Linked DNA regions of Mus musculus: region 1 is linked to region 2. A link is a contact called in ENCODE Hi-C or POLR2A ChIA-PET data. All regions are on one chromosome and are shown on one strand. The core of a region is the stretch at or near the end of the contact, and the rest is flanking DNA. Distances in the headings are between cores, read along the strand shown. Region 1 holds the start of A830021M18Rik (a long non-coding RNA gene). Region 2 holds the start of Pabpc1 (poly(A) binding protein, cytoplasmic 1).

Evidence for each region. Hi-C counts contacts between places; a loop is a spot of excess contacts on that map. ChIA-PET counts read pairs that join two places held with the same protein, here RNA polymerase II (POLR2A).
Region 1: POLR2A ChIA-PET joins it to region 2 with 17 read pairs in embryonic stem cell. The contact joins the promoter of A830021M18Rik here to the promoter of Pabpc1 in region 2. A Hi-C loop is called at or near these places in 1 of 37 maps with a recorded cell type or tissue (T-helper 1 cell). POLR2A ChIA-PET finds 5 or more read pairs at or near these places in 3 of 5 experiments (Patski and embryonic stem cell).

Annotation. Positions count from the first base shown.
Region 1 is chr15:36,724,241-36,728,823 of GRCm38, reverse strand. It overlaps A830021M18Rik (a long non-coding RNA gene), which reads right to left and starts at 2,579. Exons shown (of 3, transcript XR_875150.3): 1 at 1,856-2,579; 2 at 296-344. It overlaps Gm41297 (a long non-coding RNA gene), which reads left to right and starts at 513. Exons shown (of 3, transcript XR_875152.2): 1 at 513-1,109.
Region 2 is chr15:36,606,309-36,610,872 of GRCm38, reverse strand. Pabpc1 (poly(A) binding protein, cytoplasmic 1) reads left to right here and starts at 1,900. Exons shown (of 15, transcript NM_008774.3): 1 at 1,900-2,559. The coding sequence starts at 2,367.

The DNA.
Region 1 (4,583 bases), core at 1,330-3,829, 120 kb before region 2:
GAATAATAAGTTATAATCTAGTCATGTATTAATTAAAATGACAGGTTGGTTTATAGTCCACTACCTAAACAGTTCCCAGGTCCCTGTGGTCCCTCGGGCAAAGTCAATCTGGCCTCATTCGCAGAAGACAAGAAGCTTTTCCTGTGGAGGAAGTACGGGTATGGTACATGTGAAATGAAAAATGATCCAATATGAGACATTAAATTCTTTGGGTAGCCTCTATTTATCCACAGTGTAGGCCAAGCTTTGACAGTGGGCAAGGCAATGGAGCAGTGTTTCTCAGTGGTTATCATACCACAGTCCAGGTAGAATCTTGTCACTGTGCCCATATCTTCTTCGGAGACCTGGGGGGGGGGGGGGTAAACTGTCAAGATTTGGAAGTCTCTATCTATCATAATAAGTTAAAACATTTAACATTACATTTATCAGATTTCTGACAAGATTGAGAGCCAGTATCTATTATGCATATCTGAGTTAGACAACCGCTGTTTGTTTAATTATTTGTTCTAGAACACATCTAGCAAATAAAGAAAGCACATTGGAACTTAATGGCAGTAGCAAAAACAAGGCTAGAAACATATATTTAAGGCAGTGGTCTTTAACTTTTAAATGTTTAGAAATCATTATTTACCAAAGCAGGATAGACGGGAAAACTGTATCTTAATTGCTAAGTGACTTTGGCAAGCTGCACTCCTAAAGGCAGCGAACTGGGGACTGCCTGTAACAAATATGGCACTGAAGCTACAACCAGCCACATGACTGCCCTCATCTAAGATGGCACTGAAGCAATAGCATAGCAAAACCTTATCTGCCTACAACAAAGACAGTCACAGAACTTCCCCTAGTTAAGATGGCGCTAAAAGTCACTGTTATCCCCTAGAATGGAGCTGTAGGAATGTGCCTGTGTGACTTAGAATGGAACAACAGAAGCATTACAAAGACAAACATACTGATGAATCTAAGCAGTGCAGCGTGAGGGGCGTGGCTTGGCGGCAAGCGATGGCTACGGGAGTGTGCCTGTGGCTTGGCAGAGCAGAATATCAGCATGGGGGTCAAGAGTAGAGAGCAGCGCCTGAAGCAGCGTTCTGTCTTCTAGCAACTCTGCTCAGGTTGGAGAGCAAGTGTGCTCCAGGCACTCAGGGCGGTGGGGCGCGCGCGAGAGATCACGCCGTGCCACAGAGCACTGGGTGGCAGGGTTGAGTAGGCGGGGCTGGGGGGCCGTAGCTGCAGCTGTGTCCTTGCTGCCAGAGCTCTAGTCAACTGGCTGCTGTGGAGTCAGGTCAAACAGGGAGGGAGACAGCAAGGGGGAATGTGGAGAGCTCAGGATTGTCAGGCAGCACCGCCCTGAACAGAGAGTGAGGGGCGGATGGAAAGTACGTGGTGGCGGCAGAATCAGGGGAGCAGGGAACCGGGAGTGGAGAGCAAGCAGCAAGAAAACGTGGGGTAGGGAATGGTCTACAGATCGCTAGCTAGAGAGTTGTAAAAGTTTGCTATTAAAGTTCCAGTAAACGGCCATTTAGAGTTATTCTTTGATGGGTATAGGGGCCAAATTTTAACCAGGAGACGTGCTAGCAAAGATATTCCCTTCTGGGTGAGAATAGGAGCAAGTGACTTCCCCGTTCCCCGGTGTCTCTAGTACAAATGTGATAGCTAGAAACAGAGGCAGCCAAAACAGATCACCAGCCACGCAGTGAACTAGCAGCTGAGCTGCGGGACCAGTGCACGAGCTGTGTGTGGGGCTCAGAGCCTGAGGGAGGATGGTTTGCCTAAGCGTAGGATTTTTTCAGCAGTGTGCAAGAGAAGCCAAGAGAAAAACCGTCAGAGAAAGAGAGACAGAGACAGAGAGAGCACTCACCCAGGGGTAGAGGTCCGAGAACGAAGCATCAGTAAGAAGACCAGGACACCACGGGGTGGCTGCAAGCTCAACAGCCCTCCCTTGGGACCAGAGGGCGTTTATGCTGACCAGTGAGAGTAGGGAGCTTTACCAATTCTCCAGTGCTTGGGTGGAGAGGTCTAGCAAGAGATCCATCCCATGGCTGCAAAGTCCATGTGGCAGCACGGAAATATGAGCTCATGCAACCTGTGAGTTTCTAAATCCCAGGCACAGCACCCGTGTTGGTAGAGGCGCTGTATGGTGGGTGAGGTGGAAGGGCTGCCTCCACAGGCCCCCGCTGAGGCATCCCCTCCCCCTGAGGCATGGTATGGAGTTTATTTAGGGCATGGGGAAGGTGGGAGGCAGAGAAAGGCGGGAGGTGGGGAGAGGAGAGGGAGAAGCAGGCCAGGAACACATGGGGAGAGGAAGGGGGGAGCGGGAGAAGGGGCAGGTAGTAAGAAAGAGGATCAGACAGCGAGGAAGAGACATGCAGACCCTTTTAGAGTGAGCCAGGCATACCTGGCTATTGCCAGGTCATGCCAACAGTAACTTCTGCTCTTTAGCAGCCTGTAGTGACATTAATTCTCTTTACATTTAGACAATTTAAGTGTCTAAAGATTGGTGACCCAACCAGGAGAGCAATAGCAAAGCATTATATGGCAAGCATTTGTACCACACTCCCTTGTGACATAGCCCAGCCCATCAAAGGTCTGTACCACACCCTCTTGTGACATAGCCCAGCCCATCAAGTACCAGCATCCTCCCAGGTGTATGTTAGCTTCCTCCAGCTGTGGGCCGCGTTGGGTGCCAGAAGTGCTTCTCTGTCCTCTGTTTCCTCCCTCAGGGTGTCCAGGCACCAGGCTTGAAGGATGAAGTGGAGTCTGGAACAGGTTGGGACTGGCTCTCAGTCCAGCTGAACTCACATGTGGGCATGGGGTGGAGGGCTTCACCAAGGAAGGCCTTCTCTGGCGATTTTAGTCTTACAGCTCTTTTAGATGACTCCCAATGAAGTGGCTCTTAGATGGTCTTCAGTGAAATAGCTGGTGCTCACTTACTTTATTTGGGTGGACAAGGGCTGTATATGAACTTTGGAGAGTGGAGAGGAGTTTTCAGGGTGAATGTTGATGACTGGCTGGAGCTCAGTGAACTGGGAACGCCTCTTTTGTGTGGAAAAGCTCTCCAGGAATCCCAGGTATTTGCTGGGCAGGTTCTTATGGGGTGTAGGGAGAGGAATTTGTAGGTTTGCCAAGGACCCCATTACCTTCCTCAGGTAGAGGATGGGGGGGTAGTCAGAGAAGTGGAAGCCCTGCTAGAAAAAGGGAATTCTCCATTTTGTGCTGAGCTCAGAGGAGCTACACAAAACATGGGGATGTTCCATTAGCTGAATGTTGCTAGAGGAGTGATCTTACACGCGTTCGCAACCGGCCAGGAAAGACGCAACAAACCAGAATCTTCTGCGGCAAAGCTTTATTGCTTACTCAGGAGCAAGAGAGGAAGAGCGCGGCAGAGAGAGGCAGAGAGGAAGAGAGAGAGAGAGAGACACAGAGAGACGCAGAGAGAGAGGCAGAGAGAGGGGCAGAGAGGGAGAGAGGCAGAGAGCAGAGGAAGAGAGCAGAGGAAAAGACGAAGAGGCGAAGAGATGAAGAGAAGAAGAAACGAAGAGACGAAGAGGCGAAGAGAAAGAGTGCCAGAACCCCGTCCCTTTTAAGGAGAATTATCCTCCGCCTAGGACGTGTCGCTCCCTGATTGGCTGCAGCCCATTGGCCCAGTTGTCATCACAAAAAAGGCAGAGCACATGGCGGGAAAACTGCCCCTGCACATGTGCAGATTATTTACTACTTAGAACACAGCTGTCAGCGCCATCTTATAATGGCAAATGTGAGTGCGGCTCCCCACAGAGTGAAGCCCAAAGACTTGTGTCAAGGTGCTCATGAGTCCAGCATGGGACAGTCTGGGAAAGCCGGAGTTTATGGAGTTTATAGGTCAGTGGTCTCCAGAGGTTGGCAGATGAAGATGCAGAATACAGGTTTCTTCAGCTATTCCTCATATTTTGAGGGTGGCATACACCATTTTGCTCAAAGCCTGTAGAATAGAGACAGAAGTGGGGGCTGATGCAGAGCTAGAACACACTACAGTGGCACACTCGTTGTAACAACTCCAAAACACGTTTGTGTCCAGTGACAAACACTGCCCTCCCCCTCTGCTGGCTCCCCTCCAGCTTCCTACAATCCACCACATACAAGGTGACATCAGACCAGAGGAGCGGCTCTAAGACTTCTCTCCATGATGCAACTAGTGTATGAGCTGTCCTGATTATCCAGGGTCCACACCAGGCTGCTGGCTAAGTATCTTGAACTATGCTGCTGAGTCTACTAGGGAGAATTTTAAGAAAACCTCCTCCCTGGATTAAGGAGTGGGGGAGGTTATGTTGGCTTTTTCCTTGCTTCCTTTCTCCCTGCCTTAACATATGGTGGAGCAGTGTGACAGCCATCTTGTGATGACAGGGTAGCAAGAAGATGGATATGTTCTGGGTCCCTGATGGACCGACGCTGCACCAAACCTAGAGCTGGCTTTTCTCTGAATGCTTTAGGGCATGAGACAAGATGGCTGAATACTGCAAATGGAAGCCTTACTTCCATTGTTGTTACTTTCGGATTAACTCAAGCTGGGAGGGAGGTGTTTGAAAAGGAAAGCAAGGCTCAGGAAAGCA
Region 2 (4,564 bases), core at 651-3,150:
ACACCTTCAGGTTTATATTTATGGTGACCAGAAAAACCATTATTAACGTCCTGAGGATAAGAACTTTGCTTCGTTATCTTTACTTTAGGGTACCCAGCACACGATGGACATTCAATGACTATACTAATGGATTGATTTTAAACTACTTTCCTAGTAGACTGAACGGTGGTGTTTTGATGAATTATTGTTTTAACTAGAGCCTTATTTGAGTAAACAGATTTAGATTACATAGCATAATGTGTCTTCCTAAAGAACAGCCTTAAGCCGGGCAGTGGTGGTGCACCCCTTTAATCCTAGCAATTGGGAGGCAGAGGCAGGCGGATTTCTGAGTTCGGGCCAGCTTGGTCTACAGAGTGAGTTCCAGGACAGCCAGAGCTCCAGAGAAATCTTGTCCCGAAAAAACAAAAAAACAAACAAACAAACAAACAAAGAACAGCCTTAAATGATACTCATGTGTTAAGCATACAACATATTTTTCAAAACTGTTATCTTCCATCAATATGGGTGGGGAGGTGAAGATGGGGGAGAGGGGACAGCATCTGTGTAAGAGTCTCCGGACTTAAATTCTAACTGAGAAGAGTTATAACTAATTTACACTAGGCAATAGGCTAGGCTAACGATCATTGAAGAGCTGAGCAGTCATTTAACTTCTGACACCATTAACGGTAAAAATAGTACTATTTGCTTCACTTCCCACACATCATTGTCAAAGGATGTTTATAGAGGACTTCAAAAACTGTAAAACCTACTAAAGTGGAGTTTTTGGGTTGATGTAATGTCATTTCTACGAGTTGATATATTTGTGCCTATCAATCATTTATATTAATCCCCAAACCCTGGCATCCAAGAGCTAGATTAGGGTGGCCCTGACCTCAGAGATCTGCAAACCCCTCCTGCCTTTCCAAAGCTGGGTTAAAGGCGTGGGCACCACGCCTGGTGAAGTGGGTTAAAAGCGTGGCCAACCACGCCTAGTTAAGCAGGCTATCCAGGTTTGTTTGGGTAAGAGTGACAGATACCGAGTAATTATGAGAAACGCATACTTTAAAGGAAAAAAAATTTTTTTTTCGAGTCCTTTTTACCACTGTAAAAAATGTAGGAAGTGGCTAAGTGATTCCAACAGAACATCTTAAGCGCCAGACTCCCAACTGCCTTTATCCCATCCCCTCCCCTCCCCCTCGTCGGGGCCGCGGACCCGTGCTGGGTCACGCCCGGGACGGTTGGGGTCCGGTTGAGGTCAGCCAGCCCGCGGCCGTTGAGAACTCCAGCTCCCGGCAGGCACCGCTTCCGCGGCCCACGCGCGTGGCGGCGCTGCCCGCTGGGACTCGTAGTGCGGTCCGGGTAGGAGAACGAGGCAGTTACCCTGCCTCCTTCCGCGCACACCTAGGAAACCCGGCCGGCAAGGCTCACGCCCGCCCACCCGTTTCCAGCGCCGCTCGGGGGTGGGGGGCTAGCGAAGCAGAACCTCAGCCGGGGCGGAGGGAAGAGGCCGCCACTAGACGCGCACGTGGGGGGCGGTTGGCGCCCAGAAACCCGGAAGCCCCGCGCGCTGCCCACCCGCTGCGCTGACGGGTTAACGCTCTTTCGGGCGGGGGCGGGGCGTGTGCGCAAGGGGCGTGACCAGCGGCCGCGCCGAGGCCGCCCACTGGCCGTCCCGCCCTTTCCTGGCTTTGCGCAGCGGGAAGTCGGCCCCTGGCTGTGGCGCCTGCGCAGAAGCCCCGCCCCGCCTCGGGCCCAACCCCCACGCCCGCAGCAGCGGCAGCCGCCGCCACCTCTCCCTTCCTCTGCGCTTTCCTCCGCCTCCTCCGGCGCCGTCGCTCGCGTAGGGCCCTGGCGTCAGACGCGCGTGGGCGGGGCGAGTGCGGCGGGGGGTATAAGTAGAGGGTGCAGGAGGCGGTGCTTCCCCTTCTCCCCGGCGGTTAGTGCTGAGAGTGCGGAGTGTGTGCTCCGGGCTCGGAACACACATTTATTATTAAAAAATCCAAAAAAAATCTAAAAAATCCTTTGAAAAAACCCAAAAAAAATTTACAAAAAAATCCGCGTCTCCCCCGCCGGAGACTTTTATTTTTTTTCTTCCTCTTTTATAAAATAACCCGGTGAAGCAGCCGAGACCGACCCGCCCGCCCGCGGCCCCGCAGCTCCAAGCAGGAACCCAGAGACCGAGGCCTTCCTGCCGCCCGGACCCAGCACCGCCAGCCTCGCTCCCCCGGTTCCACGGCCGTTGAGTACGCGTCGATTCCGGTTGAATTTTGTCCCTCTGCGCTCGCCCCCGCTCCCCTCCCCCCGGCTCCGTCCCCCGGCCCCGCACTCGCTCTCCTCCTCTCACGGGAAAGGTCGCGGCCTGCGGCCCCGCGGGCAGCCGTGCCGAGATGAACCCCAGCGCCCCCAGCTACCCCATGGCCTCTCTGTACGTGGGGGACCTGCACCCCGACGTGACCGAGGCGATGCTCTACGAGAAGTTCAGCCCGGCCGGGCCCATCCTCTCCATCCGGGTCTGCAGGGACATGATCACCCGCCGCTCCTTGGGCTACGCGTACGTGAACTTCCAGCAGCCGGCGGACGGTGAGCGGCAGGCCGGAGGGTGGCGGGCGGGCGGCCATGCGGCCGGGGCGGCGGGCCTAGCGGGGCGGGCGAGGGGGCGGGAGGGCACGGCGCCGCAGCCCCTCGCGGGCCGGCACTTCCTCCTCTGCGACCATTTTCTCGCCATCGGTCGCTCTCAAACTTTAGGGCGATGACGCGCCCGGAGGGTGGTTGAGATAGCCTTCACCGCGCTCCCGCCACAAGCTGTGGGATTCGGGGGTTTCGAGTACCCTCCTGGAGCGGCGGGTGGAGGTACCCCTCCATCCCCTGCCCTGGCCCGGCAGTCAGGCCGGGGAGGAAGTACGATTCAGTGTTGGGAAATACCACGTGTTGAACCCTGTAACCTCACAGGCCCGAGGCCTGTTCCTGCCGGTGGCTCAATCGCTGGGAGGAGCCCTAGGCTTTAGAAGAAAGTTAAATAGGGTGATGCCTGGTGGTGGTGGTCCTTAGGGTCGTAAGCTCGTTCCTAATAGCACATCTCTGACCTGTGGACCAGGAAAGGCACCTTATACCATATATAATTGCTTGGGGTTTTCCCTAGATGAAGTATTCTTTAACCATGCCGTGGAGGAGGGGATGTGGAAGACTCTAGGGCACCAGACTCCTTGGCTCATTTTCAAACAAATTAGATCTTAAGTTTAATAGAAGTCGTTATTTAATGTATACATATGTATATTTTTTCTAAAATAGCACCTGTGGTTATGAATTTTAAACATGTTGACCAGTTTTGGTCCTAAATATTAGGGTAACCTGGATCAAATTATGCTGAGTTAATAGCATCCAACTAATGAAAGCTTCTTTGATTTTTCTTTCGTAAAGTGGTTTGGAATATCCATGAATCTTGGGCAATAATTAAGAAGTAACACATTGAGTTTGTTTTAAGTTTGACAATTCACTGAAACAGAAATCTAAGAATCAGATAAGATCTATGGCCTGATATCGTTGGGTTTTTAAATCTAGATGACTCTGATTTAGAAGTCAGCTCTGGGTTTTATTTTAGTAAGGAAGACTGGAATTAAAGAGTGGTCACTAGATTAAAGGTGAGATTTGGGGTAAGCAGCATCTTAAGTGATGCTCTGGTAAGCCAGAAGTTGTAGAAGGGCACAGCAGGTGGCCTGCCCCTTGCTCTCTAAGGGGCACTTTTAGTGTCACTTCATTACAGCTTTCAACTCTGGCAGGTGACAGAATGTAAGGTACAGGAAGGTAGCTTGGGATAGAGTAACCAGAACTTCTATGAAAACAAAACTTGAAAGACTTGAAACTTAGTGGTTTTCTTTTCTTTTTTAAATCCAGACATGCCCAGGTTTTAAAGGTCCTGGGATTTGAAAAGCCGAACCTCAAATTGCCATGGTTATAGTTAACTTTATACATTTGTGTCAGTGGACCAATATTCCAACTGCTCAGAATCTTGCCTCTTCTTTCTTCCATTTATTTTGTGGCTGTATGTTCAATGTTCCATCTTACCAATTTTTTTTAAACCAGCTTTTTCCTTTTTACAGTATTTCCTTACCGATTGCAGTAATGGACTAGGGTTCTGCTAGTGACCAGTTTTCAGTTTTGTAGGGAGATGTGACTCATTAAAAAAAACCCCAAGCTCAAGCAAAGTCAGCAGGACCAGGGGTGCTTAGGAGGTGTGGCCAATTGATAATGAGCTGGCTGCTGATTACTGTGCTCTAGGAGCTAGAAATTTCATTTACAGAAAAGTGGTTGGGGGGACTGTGGTGCTTTCTGCACTTAAACCCAGCACATGTGTTTGTCTGTTGAGTTCTTGGCTAGCCTGGGCTACATGAGTTCAGGAAAGCCAAAGATACACAGTGAGACCTTATCTGAAAGAAAAAGAAAGAAAAAGAGAAAAGGTGGCTGAAAAACTTGTTCTGTCAATAACTACAATTATTATGAGATTTGAAATTTGCTTCAGGTGTTCAAGTGGACTGTTTCCCCCTTGAAGGTCTCATCTCTTTACTTAATGATAGTATTTTTTTTTCAT